2 separate regions of the Homo sapiens genome follow, and region 2 is linked to region 1. Evidence: chromatin loops called from intact Hi-C (ENCODE). Cell type or tissue: dorsolateral prefrontal cortex. All regions are shown on one strand.

Region 1 (8,000 bases):
AATCTGAGTCAGCTTCTCAGACACAGAGAGAATGTTTTCAGTGGGTTCAGGACCCCAGCGTGGAGCAATGAAGATTTCCCCCAGGGAGAGGAGAGCAGAGATTTGAAGATGAACTGAAAAAATTCATATTGGAATCTAGGCAGAGGAAGACCAAGCAGAAAAGTGATGAAACAACAGTGATGTCATGTGTGCCCCTGAAGGGCCAGGCGCTGTGCTTGGCTTCTGCTCAGATCTGTCACTATTTCATGTCTCATAGGTCACACAGATCATACAGATCACCCTGGAAGGGTCCTAGGCGGGCTGGAACAGCTGACAGTGCAGATGAGGAAACGGAGGCTCGGAGAGGCTCGATTCTCATGTGACAGGGGCACTGGAGTCCTCACCCATTCCCCTGGGCCATCTCCTGCAGGCTGTTTCCACATATGCCAAAGCATATGGGGCTTTCTGGCCAAGGGGGTTCTCCAGTCATGGGCTCTTATTGGATTAAAGGGCCAAAGGGTGAACACCCCAGGAATACACTCAACCAAGACAGGATAGGGGCTGGCTTATAAACACCGCAGCTTTCTTGAGGTTGTCCACATAGTTCCTCGGAGGGTCCCAGCAGGAATAAGACTCCATTTCCCACAGGGATCACCTGCTTCAAAACACGCCTACATCTGCTCCCCCCACTCCCTCCTTGTACTTCCTGGGATCTTCTCTCCCTCCTCCCAAAAAACTGCCTGTGCCTAAATCCTTATCTTAGGGTATGATTCTGGAAGATTCCAAGCAAAGGACTAAAGTCACAGAACTCATAAGTGGTAGCAGAGAATTTGATGTGTTTGTTTTTTAAACCAGGCTTCTCATCATTCTCCCCCATGCTCTTACTAACAGATTCTTGAGCTAGGATTGGAGAGGAATGGGATTAAAACATCACTACAAAGAAGATGGAGGTTTGCAGACCCCATCTTTCAGATTTGACCTTGTTTGCTGTATGGACCCTGAAATATGCTTTGCTGTGGAAATAATGCCCCTTTTGTAATTGGGTGCCCAGGCTAGCTCTCAAAGCCCTCTTAGCATCTGGTTTACATGTTCACCAATTCGCTATTTCAAACGCATGCATTCTAATGTAAAATATTGCATGTAAGGGTACCAACTTGGGAATGCCAGAAACACACCTGAGCAACGGCAGCCCTGGGGTGGTCACTTAAGTCTCTATAACATCAGCACAATTATGGCCCCTCTGCACACACAGACTCCTCCAGGGGATGGGGCACCCCAACTGGCAGATCATTTGTAAGAAGTTCTGAATTGCAGAATAAAAGGGGAAGCTATTTTCTGTCTGTCTGGGTTCAGTTTCTCTGGCCAAGTAATCTATCTTGTTTTGAATAAAATATTATAGCAAGGAAAAAGAAACGTTGAGATGGGAATCGGGTGACCCAAGTGAAGGCCTGGACGGCCCCAGTGAGTGACATAGCCTTGGCTGAGTGGGCCGGGTCCCAGGGCGGTGACCACGCTCCGTAAAGTCCTACTGAGAAAAGAACTCCTGGGTAGATGATGGGCCTGTCTTGATGCCTCAAGTCCAATGGCCACAGACCCTCCCAGAGATCCTTCCAGCTGTACCAGGACTAGAAGGACATTCTCAGGGATCTTGCCAAGCAAGGATCTTGGCAGCCTCCCAGGGTCGGAAGAATGCATTTTGAAATTGCAACCACCCAAGTTGAGGCTGTTTGTTCGTCACTGAACAAATGTCTGCTGAGTATCTATTTATACCTAGTGCTTCCTGAGATAGCGCAGGTGCTATAAACACTAGTTAGACATATCCCCATGTCACTGCAGACTGCCCGCCTCCTCCTCACCTCTGGTCACTGAGGAAGAGCCACCTCCCTCCAGTGAGGCTGTGCCCTCTCAGCACCTGGGGCCTCCACCCCTGCCCCGCTTCCCCTTCTCCTTCTCCCTCAGTTCTTCCTGCTCTGCACCCCTGAAGCCCCAGAGTCACTTGGATGAAGCCGCCATCATCTCTGCTGAGTTGACAAGGCCTCCGTGACCTGGCCACAGTCTCTCTCCAGGCCTGTCCCTGGTCACTGCTTCCACACCCTCTGCATTTGCTCTAGGACAGACCCTTCAGCTCCCCGGCTGGGCCAACCTTTCCAGTGATCATCACATGCTACTCCTTTGGCTGGGAAGCCCCCAACTATGTCACGGGCACCTAACAATTTCCTCCAGATTTCAGACTGGACACATGACCCCTTCCCCAATGTCAAGCCTGAACATGGGTCATTGATGATTTGCCTAAGGGCAACACCCATGCTGAGTTATACCCCCTAGGTACCTGTGGGCCTGCACCATGGCGATCCTCTGGCAGATAGGATAATGATGCATTCATCCTTGTTCCTCTAGGGCTTGTGGTGAGCCTCACATGCAGAAGCACGTGCGTGCATTGAGTGAACGGGAAAATGAAAGAATGATTGAATGAGAAAGAGAAGGGGAGGGGAGGAGTCTCAGGGGAAGCCTGAGGCTGGGCCCTAGGGATGGGCAGAATGGGGTGGGGAGAGGAGCCTGGATAGAGCAGCAGAATGTTCTTGGCCATGAAATGGGCAATCATTCATCCATTTGATAGAGTGGACAGAGTACCTTCTCTGTGCTCTCGCTGTTACAGCCTGGCAGGGATACAGCAGAGAGCCAGGCTCCCGGGCTGAAGGGATGGACCCGGGAATGGCTCCTGCCTTCAGAACCTGCCTGAAGGGCGTGGGCAACAGAGGCACCAAGGGGCCAGTCCGGAAAGGCGTCTCTGGGGAAGGAAGGCCTCTGTCTCTGTTCTCAGACTCCACGAGGAAGAGCCTGGGAAATGCCTCCCCCAACAAAACCAAATGAAACTCTCTTTGGACTTCGTAGTGAACAGTTCATTCCCCGAGACCCGTCTGCGGGGGAGCTCAGTGTCCAACCTGGCAAGGCCGAGAAGACAACGATGACAAGGACTATATTAACAGCCCGTGTTGAGTAGGTGCTTGCCATGGGCCGGGCATCCCACAGACAGCCTTCCTGGCATGGATTTTCTCATCTGATCTATAGGATCGTCCTACACAGGTGCAGTCATCGTGACCACGGATTTCACAGGCAGAACACCCAGCCCAAATGAATGCCACAGTTTTCCAAGGCCACTCAGCGAATGAGGGCAAAAGACGGGATTCGAACTCAGGCATGCTGATCCCAGTGCACTAAGCGAATGAGAAGCGGCGCAGGAGGGGAGGAGTCTCAGAGGAAGCCTGAGGCTGGGCCCTAGGGATGGGCGGGATGGGGAGGAGAGAGGAGCCTCAGGAATTCGTTCCCCCATTGCACTAAGCCTCCCACGTACCCCTCCTTCCGCCAGCTTCTGGCACCTAGCCACAAGACGCCATGCTGCGCCAGAGGCTAAGAAGCCCGTGAGTCCCGGGCCCGCCCTCTCCCACCTGGGCAGGATGAGGGGAAAGGGAAAAGCTGCTTTGGAGAGAGGCAGATGCAGGCGTGAGTCTGTGTGACTCTGGGCTCAGCTCTTTTGCCCACTTCGTTCTCTTCCCTCCTGTAGAAGCAGGAACAATCCAGTCCGCCCTAGTTCATAGAACTCCTCCAGCCTAGCACTCAGCAGACGCTCTATTCGTGCACATTGCCACAATGAATACGTCATTGAACAAAGCGGTTAACCTGAGGTCTTTTCTCCTTTAATTTTTTCCAACAATAGGAACAGTTTTTATTTCCATACTTGCTCCGAACACCCTGAGAGACAGCAAAATTGGGTGTTTGTCAGTTGGTGCCCTCTACCCCACGCAGCCCCCCTGCAAGCTTCTTTCAGGTTTTAGGGAAAGTGGAGCCTTGTCCTTCTGCGAGGATCGGGCGCCCTCTTGCGGCCATCTCGGGATTCCCGAAGTTCAGGTCCCCGCAGCAGGAGAGTGGGATTCTCCGGGGCTGAGGACAGGGAGGCCAAGGGACCCCTCCGCCTGCCTGCGGAAGTGGCCTGGCAGTCCCCTACTCTCCAGGAGCCTGTCCCTTCTTTCTTCATCAGGCTGGACACCGAGGCTGAGTCCCCGGGGAAGCTGACCACGGCCAGGCACCGCCTAAAGGGAGTGTGTGAGGGATGGGGGCCGCCCCTCCCGCAGGCACAGGACTCAGCCATCACAAATGCCAGTGGTCCTTGGAACACGTCTGCCCGGCTGAGCCTGCCAGATGCCCAGTTTAGGGAAGCGCGTGAGGAACAGAAATGGAGGAGACCCGACCAGACAAGAGGCAGTCTACCCAGCTGCAGGTCGTGTCATTTCCTCTCCAAAAACAGACAGGGAGCGCCAGCCGCCTGTGCATCGCCCCACTGTGGCATTGGGACAATTGCTCCTGCTGTCCCCTTCCCTCCAGGAATGATCTAGCTGGGCTCTAGGAAGCCTCCAGGACTGCCACATTCATAGTTCCAGGGGCAGGGGCCACCATGAGCACAATGCACCCAGGCGTGTGAGGGGGTCCCCCGACAACCCTTGCCCCCGCTGCCCACTCAGAGACCACCCTCGCTGAGCTGCTCCTCCGTGGCCTGGCCCTTCTAAACCTCTGGCTCCTTCTTCTGGGCATTTGGGGTATGGGATCCCTTTCCTAATTAACCAGAAACGCCCCAACCAGGCTTGGGCACACAGGTGGTCCTCAGGAATCGGAGCTGGCTTAGAGAAGGTGGAATGAGTTGGGAGCTCCTGTGATCACAGCAACAAACGACTTTTCCACCAGCCAAGAACTGGGCACCTCCCACGCGGCCCCTTCACATGGCCTCGAAGTGGGTGTGGCAAATATGACCCGCCTTATAGAGGAGACCTACACCGAGCCCCCAGGGAGCCATCAGCAGAGAGAGGCAGCGCAGAGGCTGGAGCCGACTTCCCCTCACCACAGATCTGGGTCAACTCTAAGGTAACAAACTTTGGTGGCTCCATCTTCACGGGTACCTGGGAGAGGCATAACAAGGGTCCCTCCTCAGTGTCCTTTGGGACTGCAGGGACCCTCAAATTGGCCGCCAAGATCCTGAGCTTTTAAGCTCCCAGAAGGCGCCCCCACACAAAAACTCAGACACACCAGGAAGCAACTGTAGCCTGGCCTGGGACAGGGTTAGCAGTGTATTAGGCAGAAAATTCTAGAAGGGGCCCCTGATTGGCCCAGGGATGCAGGACCTGTCCTAGCAAGCAAAAGAAAGTCAATCACACCCCCTCCCCTCAAACTCAAGGTCAGGAGCCCCCACTGTGGAATCTCTACATGGTGTAGAGTCTCCAGGGCAAATAAATATCTTAATTTTGCAAAAATTTATTTCCTGGAGAGAGAGAAAATGTGGCCAAGACCATCATCATGAACTAAAAATTTTTTTTCTAATATTACATTTAACATCCAAGAAGAATCCAGATAACTTGGAGCAGTTAGCACTTCTGAAGGGCACTCCAGTTATTTTAGAGCCAATTACATGCCATTTCGATAGAATTCCTTGAAAGGATAGTGCCCTGAGGACCTGGCTTCAAATCTAGCCCTGCCAATTACCAGCTGTGTGACCTTAGACAAGTTACTTAACCTCTCTGAGCCTGCGTTTCCCCATCGATGAAATGAGGCTAATAACAATGTATACCTTATAGGGTTTGACCTTCACAGCATAGTTCTTAGCACATTGCAAGCACTCAGGACATGCTGAGTGTATACTAACACTACTGCTCTGCTATTGTTATCTAGTACTGTAGTAAATAGGCTGGGAGCTGTTCATGTACTCTATATCCAAGACAACCTGACATGCTCTGGGCTTCCAGAGCAGGTAGGTCTTCATTTACTCTGGGAATCTGAAAAGGTGAGATTACCTCACTTCTCATTAATTAAAAAAAAAAAAAAAGCTAGAAAAAACTCTAGCTGAGAGAGTCTTCTGACATTGTTTTATACACAGTCATGGTCAGTCCCTTCAATTAACCTTGATCCAGGCCATTGGGGACACTTCGGCATTTCAGGTCTCCTAACCACCCACCTTCCCACTCACAGGCAGCTTCGGCATGGGGGAGGCCTCCCGGATGGACACAGAAAGCAGCTAACGCACACAGAGGGAGAGGCTGATAGCGTGGGAGGGTGCAGGTGCCCCCTCCCTGCACCCAAGGGCCAACCAGGCACTAACCCAGCTTTTCCACCAGGCAAGCCTGTGTGCAAGTCACCCCTGTTCTGCTACTGGGACAGGCGATTGCTCCTCTGAGCCTCAGTTTCCCCTTCTGTAAGCTGGGGATAATTACACCTGTTCAGGCGTGTAAATGAATTCAGATGGAGACAGTACCTGGTGCTCGGGAGGTCTACAGCACACAGCATGTGTTCAGTCATTAGTCCTCGGTGCTGTGCTACTGCGAGATGCTAACGAGGTTAGTTTAGACAAGAGGGCCCAGCTTACAGCACAGTTTGCATTCCTGGGAAAATTGGGTAGGGCAAGAGCTTACACCAAGGTAGGCCTGAGAACAGCTGCCCCAAGGGTCAGGCGATACTCAGCACCTTCCCCTGTGGCCCAGGAGACATGAGCCCAGGGTTACCACAACTTCTGACTTTTCCAGAAATTGCCTGATATGCTCTGTAAAATATCCTGGATTTTCAATGTGAATAAGTCTTTTAAAATATGCATACATACATACATACATATATATATATATATACACACACACACATATATACACATACATATATTTTACATATATATTTTTGAATATATATATTTTGTGTGTATATTTATATTATATATATACACACAGAGAAAACAAATAAAGCAATTAAAAGGTATTTCTGGGTCCCAGCTCTGAGGCAAGGGAAACTAGATCCGCGAGGTTTCCAGCTCCCGCCTTACCCCATGTGTGGGCTTCTGAGGATTCTGCTACCCCCAGAGCCCGGAGCTGTTCCTAGAACACCCCACCTTGAGGCTCAGAAAGCCCCCTCTCAAAGCCTAAACAGTAATAGAAATGTGGGTTCCACTTCTGTGCAGAGGCCGCCATCTACTGGTGGAAGGACGTGAGTGCAGCCAGTGCCTGCCGGGATCCCCAGCAGAGGATGGGAGGAGAGGGGAGAAAAGAGAGGAGGGAGTGGAAGGGAGGGAGGAGGCAGGGAAAGGGAGGGAGAAAAGAAGAGCGGACAGGAGGGAACGTGTCGGACCCGGCCAGCTTCTGATGTGAGAAGGAACCCAGCAGCAGGGCCTGAGCCACCTCATCAAAGATGAGAAGCAGCTCAAGCATCCTGAGTGATGGGAGACTGGGAGGCAGTGCACCTGCTGCTGGGAGGGCTGGGCCTAAGCTCAGAACCTCCTGGGAGACCAGGTGAGCCGTGATCAGCAAGCGAGCATGCACACGCATGTCTGTGGCATGTCTGCAGATAGGCACCTTCTGTCTAGATCAACCCTAAAGCAACAAACTTGGTGTAGTCCCATCTTCATGGGTACCTAGGTGAGATGTATCGAGGGTCCCTCCTCAGAGCCCTTTGGGGCTGCAGGGGCCCCAGCCTGGACCCCAGGATCCCAAATAAAGTCTCCCAAAAGGGGCCACCACAGGAATCCCAGACACACCAGGAATCACCTGTCCATGCAGTGCACCAGAATGTGCAATGTCTCCAGACAGTGACCCCTCCTTTCCTCTCAGTCCTCTGATCCCCTAGTGACTGTGCCTGCTGCCTAGGGCCCCCCAAATACCCAAACCCCAAATCTCTCCACGCTGCTGCTGATCCCCTTAACCTGTTTTCTAGGAGCACTTTGTCCAGCAAAAGGGAAACCTGGCTTGTTCCCTCGAGCCTGGAATGGACATGGAAAGGGTGTCTTTTTGGCAGAAGCAAGGATCTCCAGATGGTTTCGAAACAGAATTTACCCAGCACCAGACCCTCCTGGGCCAGTCACATGGCCTTTGAGTGACCAGGATCTTCAGGAGCCACTTTCAGGAAATGCAGCAAAGGTGATTTTCCTGTGAAACTTCAATCCCAGGCAGGCCCTCCTCAGCCCACAGGGCCATGGATCTCTCAACTGAGCTGAGCTAAGC
Region 2 (8,000 bases), 1.9 Mb before region 1:
GGAGGGCGGATCACCTGAGGTCAGGAGTTCGAGACCAGCCTGGCCAACATGGTGAAACCCTGTTTCTACTAAAAATACAAAAATTAGCCAGGCATAGTGGCGCACACCTGTAATCCCAACTACTCGGGAGACTGAGGCAGGAGATTCACTTGAACTCAGGAGGCAGAGGTTGCAGTGAGCCAAGATTGTGCCACTGCACTCTAGCCTGGGCAACAGAGTGAGACTGTGTCTCAGACCAAAAAAAAAAAAAAAAAAAAGAAAGAAAGGTGGGGGATGAGGGGAGGGAGGGAAATTGGGAAAATTTGGATGCAGAGACAGACATGCACAGGGGAAGATGAACATGATTGGAATGATGTATCTATAAGCCAAGGAGTGCCAGAGATTACCAGCAAACCACAAGTAGCTAGGAAGAGATGGGGAAGGAGCCTCTTCCTACAGGTTTCAGAGGGAGTATGGCCCCGCTGACACCTTGATACCACACTTCCAGCCTCCAGAACTGTGAGACAATATTTTTTTTTTAAAAAAGATGGGGTCTCACTCTGTTGCCAAGGCTGAACTCTAAACTCCTGGGCTCAAGTGATCCTCCTGCCTTGGCCTCCCTAGGAGTTGGGACTACAGGTGCGCACCATCATGTCCAGCTCTCTAAACATTTTGCAGAGATGGGGTCTTGCCGTGTTGCCCAGGCTGCTCTCAAACTCCTGGCCTCAAACCTTCCTCCCACTTTGGCCTCCCGAATCCCTCCCAAATCCCTGCTGGGATTACAGGCACAAGCCAGCATGCCCAGCCTGATATTTTCAGAAAGGAAAATTATTATCATCAGCTACTGCAGTACTTCTTTCTGCATGGCCAGCAATTTTCTTTTGTTCTAAGCCACTCAGTTTGTGGTAGTTTTATATGGCATCCCTAACAAACTAATTACACATTTCTTTCTTTCTTTCACCCTCCCTTCTTCCTTAGCAGGACAGGCCCCAGAATTGGGGCTAAGCCTGGGAGGGTTTCTTGGCTTTGCCCAGGAGAGAATTCCAGGACAAGCTGGTGGTGTCGGATAGCAACTTCTCTTGAAGCACTCATGCACAGCAGCAGCAGCAGAGGGGCCGTTCCTTGCGGAGCAGGACCACCCCACAGGCAGTGTGCCTGGAGGAGCAGCTCAGAAGCAGTGCTGCAGCCACATTTAGACTCACTTTTAATTATATGTAAATCAAGGGGCAGATTATGCAGAAATTTCTAGAAAAGGGGTGGTAACTTCCAGGTTGTTGGGTCATTGCCATGGAAAGGGGCAGTAATTTTTGGGTGTTGCCATGGAAGTGGTAAACTGACATGACGCACTGGTGGACGTGTCTTATGGAAAGGAGCTTCCAGCACATCCCTGTTTTAGCTAGTCTTCAATCTGGTCTGGTGTCCAAGCCCCGACTCTGGAGTCTGTTCTGCCTCCTACCTCATTTTCTCACTCTGAGACCTAGGCTGACAGAGCAGCTGTCATCTCAATGCTACCAAGTACCAGGGAAGAGATAACCTAGTGAACTGCACACTGTCCCTTTAAATTTTTTTTTTTTTAATTGGAGACGGAATCTTGTCTGTCACCCAGGCTGGAGTGCAGTGGTGTGATCTTGTGTCCGGAATTGGTGGGTTCTTGGTCTCACTGACTTCAAGAATGAAGCCGCGGACCCTCGCGGTGAGTGTTACAGCTCTTAAGGTGGCGCGTCTGGAGTCTGTCTCTTCTGATGTTCAGATGTGTTCGGAGTTTCTTCCTTCTGGTGGGTTTGTGGTCTCGCTGGCTCAGGAGTGAAGCTGCAGACCTTTGCGGTATGTGTTACAGCTCTTAAGGCAGTGAGTCTGGAGTTGTTCATTCCTCCCCGTGGGCTCGTGGTCTCGCCAGGCTCAGGAGTGAAGCTGCAGATCTTCGCGGTGAGTGTTACAGCTCATAAAAGCAGCGTGAACCCAAAGAGTGAGCAGTAGCAAAATTTATTGCAAAGAGCAAAAGAACAAAGCTTCCACACTGTGGAAGGGGACTCCAGCGGGTTGCCAATGCTGGCTCGGGCAGCCTGCTTTTATTCTCTTATCTGGCCCCACCCACATCCTGCTGATTGGTAGAGCTGACTGGCCTGTTTTGTCAGGGCGCTGATTGGTGCGTTTACAATCCCTGAGCTAGATACAAAGGTTCTCCACGTCCCCATCAGATTAGTTAGATACAGAGTTTCAACACACAGGTTCTCCAAGGCCCCACCAGAGCAGCTAGATACAGAGTGTCGATTGGTGCATTCACAAACCTTGAGCTAAACACAGGGTGCTGATTGGTGTGTTTACAAACCTTGAGCTAGATACAGAGTGCCGATTGGTGTATTTACAATCCTTGAGCTAAACACAGGGTGCTGATTGGTGTGTTTACAAACCTTGAGCTAGATACAGAGTGCCGATTGGTGTATTTACAATCCTTGAGCTAAACACAGGGTGCTGATTGGTGTGTTTACAAACCTTGAGCTAGATACAGAGTGCCGATTGGTGTATTTACAATCCCTGAGCTAGACATAAAAGTTCTCCACGTCCTCACCAGAGCAGCCAGATACAGAGTGTCGATTGGTGCACTCACAAACCTTGAGCTAAACACAGGGTGCTGATTGGTGTATTTACAATCCCTGAGCTAGATATAAAGACTCTCCACGTCCCCACCAGACTCAGGAGCCCAGCTGGCTTCACCCAGTGGATCCCTCACCGGGGCTGCAGGTGGAGCTGCCTGCCAGTCCTGCGCTGTGCGCTCACATTCCTCAGCCCTTGGGTGGTCGATGGGACTGGGCGCCCTGGAGCAGTGGGTGGTGCTCGTCCGGGAGACTCGGGCTCACAGGAGCCCATGGAGGGGGTGGGAGGCTCAGACATGGCAGGCTGCAGGTCCCGAGCCCTGCCCCGTGGGAAGGCAGCTAAGACTGCAGGTCCCGAGCACCGCGCCGGTGGGCCGGCACTGCTGGGGGACCCAGTACACCCTCCGCAGCCACTGGCCCGGGTGCTAAGTCCCTCATTGCCCGGGGCCGGCAGGGCTGGCCGGCTGCTCCGAGTGCGGGGCCCGCCAAGCCCACGCCCACCCAGAACTCCAGCTGGCCCGCAAGCGCTGCGCGCAGCCCCGGTTCCTGCTCGCGCCTCTCCCTCCACACCTCCCTGCAAACTGAGGGAGCTGGCTCTGGCCTTGGCCAGCCCAGAAAGGGGCTCTCACAGTGCAGCGGCGGGCCGAAGGGCCCCTCAAGTGCCGCCAAAGTGGGAACCCAGGCAGAGGAGGCTCCGAGAGCAAGCGAGGGCTCTGAGGACTGCCAGCATGCTGTCACCTCTCAATCTCAGCTCACTGCATCCTCTGCCTCCTGGGTTCAAGCGATTCTCCTGCCTCAGCCTCCTGAGTAGCTGGGATTACAGGCACGTGTCACTGCACCCAGCTAATTTTTGTATTTTTAGTAGAGATGGGGTTTCACCATGTTGGCCAGGCTGGTCTCGAACTCCTGACCTCAAGTCATCCACCCGCCTTGGCCTCCCAAAGTGCTAGGATTACAGCCATGAGCCACCGCACCCGACCTGTCCCTTTAAGTTTCCAGCCAGAGATGATACCCATCATTTTTCTTTATATTGTGTTGGCCAAAGTGAATCATGTGACTATGCCTAACATCAAAGCGGGTGGGGAAGTGCAGTCCTACCTTGTGACTGGGAAATGAATGAGGGAGGGAGGGAAGGAGGGAGGAAACAAGGAAGGAGGAAGGAAGGAAGGTTGGTAGGTAGGAAGGGAGGGAAGGAGGGAGGCAGGGATGGAGGGAAAAGGAAGGAAGGGAGGGAGGGACGAAAGGAGAAGAAAGGAAGGGAGGAAGGGAAAGAAGGAAGGAAGGAAGGAAGGAAGAGCAGTGGCTTGCACTTGTAGTCCCAGCTACTCGAGAGGCTGAGGCGGGAGGATTGCTTTAAGCCAGGAGTTCCAGACCAGCCTGGGCAACATAACGAGACCCCATCTCTGCAAAAATTTAAACAGGAAGGGAGGGAGGGAGGGAAGGAGAAGCTGCTCTGGGCAGGCTGCATTGCTTCCGTGATGCATTCCTCTGTGCACACAGGTGATCTGGCCAGTGCATCTTACAGTTTCTTTGCGTTTTTCTGTTATTTCCATTTCTTGCTTCTTGGTGCAGCAGCAGCATAATTACTCTGAGAAGCCCACAGGGTCAGAGCCTGCAGAACCAGTCGGTCCGTCTGCAACGCTCAGCCCCATCTTTCTCTTCCCACTTCAGGCCACCTCCTCTGCGCTGATCTCCAAGGAACCCCAAATGCCCGGAGTCCTGGTGTCTCCTGCAAGCAGCAGAGGGAGCCCACACTCTATCAAAAGCGACTGAGTTTCTCATTATACTACAAAGCAGAAACTACAATAACTGTTGTTTTCTTTTTTCTTTCTTTCTTTTTTCTTTTTTTTTTTTTTGCCATGCAGTATGTCCTTACAGATGAAGCTTTAATCTCCCTCGTCCATCTCTGTTGCTGTAAATTTATGCTCCATTATGGTTCCATATGCCCGATCCTCTGAGAAAGCCACGGCGGGCTTGTGGGGAGCGTGCGCTTCAGAGCTGTATGTGCAGCATGTGGAATTGCAGATTGGTACCTGGCACACTTAATGGTTATGTCTTCACAGGTTGTTTTAGAGCCATTTATTAGCCGTGATCCTGCATGGATCAGTCGTGATATCATGGAAACGGTGCCGTGGAACTCACTGAAATGCAAGGAGCAGAAGCAGAGTGTGGTCCATTAAAAAATAAATCTGGCCGGGTGCAGTGGCTCATGCTTATAATCCCAGCTCTTTGGGAGGCCGAGGGGGGCGGATCACCTGAGATCAGGAGTTCGAGACCAGCCTGGCCAACATGGTGAAACCCCATCTCTACTAAAAAAAATACAAAAATAGCAGAGTGTGGTGGTGGGTGCCTGTAGTCCCAGCTACTCGGGAGGCTGAGGCAGGAGGATCACTTGAAACTGGAAGGGGGGAGGTTGCAGTGAGCCAAGATCGCGCGCCACTGTACACTCCAGCCTGGGTGACAGAGCAAGACTCTGTCTCAAAAAAAAAAAAAAAAAAAAGAAAAGAAAAAGAAAAAGAAAGCTTCTCATTGAAAACTAGTTATAGTCTTTTACTTGAGAAGGAGCTCCGTCCAAGCTTTTGTGGCCACTTGCTGGGATAACAGCTTTCTTCACCATGAGATGGCCATACAGGAGGGTGAGGAGATGGCTATATTATCTCGTCAGGACTTCCTTGTCATGGCTAGAAAGCCACAGACTGGCTGTGCATGGTGGCTCGCACCTGTAATCCCAGCACTTAGGGGGCTGAAGCAGGAGGATTGCTTGAGGCCAAGAGTTCAAGACCAGCCTGGGCAACATAGAGAGACCCTTGTCTGCACAAAAAAATAAAAAAAAATTAGGCATGGTGGTATGTGCCTGTAGTCCCAGCTATTCAAGGAGGCTGAGGCAGGAGGATCCCTTGAGCCCAAGAGGTTGAGGCTGCAGTGGCTATGATCATGCCTCTGCTCTCCAGCCTGAGCAACAGAGTGAGACTCTGTCACAATAATAAATAAGCTGGGCAGTGGCTTGCATCTGTAGTCCCAGCTACTTGGGAGGCTGAAATGACAGGATTGCTTGAAGCCAAGAGTTCGAGACCAGCCTAGGCAACATAATGAGACCCACCCCCCCCGTCTCTGCAAAAAAATTAAAAAATAAGCCAGGAATTGTGGTGTGCCCAGGAGTTCAAGGCTGCAGTGAGCTATGATTGTGCCACTGCACACCAGCCTGGGAGACAGAGTGACATCCTGTCTCAGAAAAAAAAAAAAAAGAAAAGAAAAGAAAGGAAAAGACATGAAAGTTTGCTGGCTAACAGGAAGCGGGCTATTTTAAGAGCCTCCTGGGCTCCTTTAGTTTTGGAGCACCCATTACATAAAACGTTAAATATACAGAAATGCACCCCATTCCACATCCAATATAATGCATATATATAAATAATAAATGATAACACAAGGGCTTCAATTTGAGTTTCATCAAGTGTATTCATCTTGACTTTGCATTTTTTTTCTCTACAGTTTGGCACCAATAAATTTTTTTTCATTCCTGGCTGTTTATGACCCCATGGGCCTTGGGATAACTCTCAGTTCTGGGTCTTAATTCTGGGGAACTTGATGCCGACAGGGGTCCTGTATGATTGGGGGCCAAGATGAAATTTCATCGTAGCCTCCACCTGCCTCATCCAAAGAGAACCAACCTCAAAGGAGATGAGGAAGACCTTCCTCTCCTCAAATAAAATTAGGAGGACTTTCACCTGTCCTTAAAAACATCCTGGCCGGGCGCGGTGGCTCATGCCTGTAATCCCAGCACTTTGGGAGGCTGAGGCGGGCGGATCATGAGGTCAGGAGATCGAGACCATCCTGGCTAATATGGTGAAACCCTGTTTCTACTAAAAATACAAAAAATTAGCCGGGCATGGTGGCGGGCGCCTGTAGTCTCAGATACTCGGGGGGCTGAGGCAGGAGAATGGCGTGAACCCAGGAGGCAGAGGTTGCAGTGAGCTGAGATCGTGCCACTGCACTCTAGCGTGGGTGACAGACCGAGACTCCATCTCAAAAAAACCAAACCAAACCAAACCAAAACAAACAAACAAAAAAACAAAAAACATCCTGAGAAGGCGATTCTTTGGTCTCATCTAGTAACATTACTCACTCACTCATTCATTCAAGAGATATTTTTACTTTTTAGAGATGGGGTCTTGCTGTGTTACCCAGGCTTGTCTTGAACTTCTGGCCTCAAGTGATCCTTCCACCTCAGCCTCTTAAAGTGCTGGGATTACAGGTGTGAGCCACTGTGACCTATTTTAACTTTTGTAGAGATGGGGGTCTCGCTTTGTTGCCCAGGCTGGTCTCGAACTCCTGGCCTCAAGCGATCCTCCCACCTCGACCTCCCAAAGTGTTGGGATTATAGGTACGGACCATGGCGCCTGCCCTCGGTCCTCATTTTCTTTGACACCTGGGCAGTACCCAGGTCCTCTTAACAGTCTCAGGCTGGCCCTGGCTCATGCCTTTTGCTACCTCCAAGTGTCTGTGCAGACCATCCACTCTGCTGGGAAGGTCTCCTGCTATTCACCAGACTAACTGCTATTCATCCCACTCCACATATCCCACAAGGGATATGCCAATATCTGGCAGTGCGTTGGGAAATGCGTAACAAAGTTTCTTGGAACAAACAAAACAAAACAAAAGAAACCCTGATTTGTCACATTTGCTGCTTTCTGTGGTGTAAATTCTTCCACCATGGCCAATTTCAGGTTGCCGACGTGAGGTCACTGAACAGGGAGCTGAGTTGGGCACAGTAGCACGTCATTATATTGTATTCCCACCATAGGGGCAGAACAGATGTAAGTAACATCAGAGCAAATGTGGGAGTAGAACACAGTAAAATAGGAATGATGCTTTAGGTATTTAGTACCTTCATATTTTAACACAATACTTAATTATAAGCTCTCTCTTTTTTTTTTTTTTAATAATGACTACGTTTAAAAACCAGCTTATGGGCCAGGTGCTATGGCTCATGCCTGTAATCCCAGCACTTTGGGAGGCTGAGGCGGGTGGATTGCTTGAGCTCAGGAGCTCAAGACCAGCCTGAGCAACATAGCAAAACCCCATCTCTACCAAAATACAAAACATTAGCTAGGCATGGTGGCATGCACCTGTAGTCCCAGCTACTCAGGAGGCTGAGGTAGGAGAATAACTAGAGCCCAGAAGGTGGAGGTTGCAGTGAGCTGAGGTTGCGCCACTGCACTCCAGTGTGGGTGACAGAGTGAGACCTTGTCTCAAAAATTAAAACAAAACAAAACAAAACAAAACAAAATACAGCTTGCACATTTTCTGAAATTTTAACAATTGATTCTTGCAATCCAGTAGGAATTGGATCCAGCACACAGTGAGGGTAAAAATCCTCTGGGTAGAATAGGATGGTATATGGATACAGCAAAAGTGGTATATGTGGTG

Evidence for each region. Hi-C counts contacts between places; a loop is a spot of excess contacts. Peaks named below come from ENCODE experiments on the same cell type or tissue, not always from the same donor. Only the 100,000 strongest peaks of a DNase experiment are listed, where the experiment ranks them.
Region 2: it touches region 1 in a loop (7-fold over the local background); 16 of 110 quality-filtered maps call a loop at or near these places.

What each region holds. Positions count from the first base shown.
Region 1 is chr19:30,665,474-30,673,473 of GRCh38, reverse strand. ZNF536-AS1 (ZNF536 antisense RNA 1) reads left to right here and starts at 3,268. Exons shown (of 2, transcript XR_007067216.1): 1 at 3,268-4,893; 2 at 7,714-8,000. It also overlaps a transcript of ZNF536 not described here. In dorsolateral prefrontal cortex, CTCF peaks have their summits at 3,639, 3,848 (motif pointing left), 6,762 and 6,975 (motif pointing left); DNase peaks (open chromatin) are centred at 1,603, 3,853 and 6,993; H3K4me3 peaks cover 1,300 bases; H3K27ac peaks cover 292 bases; H3K27me3 peaks cover 620 bases.
Region 2 is chr19:32,566,723-32,574,722 of GRCh38, reverse strand. No RefSeq gene overlaps it. Among named protein-coding and RNA genes, the nearest start is that of PDCD5, 10 kb to the left of the region's middle. In dorsolateral prefrontal cortex, CTCF peaks have their summits at 4,125 and 4,325 (motif pointing right); DNase peaks (open chromatin) are centred at 4,292 and 4,584; H3K4me3 peaks cover 548 bases; H3K27me3 peaks cover 667 bases.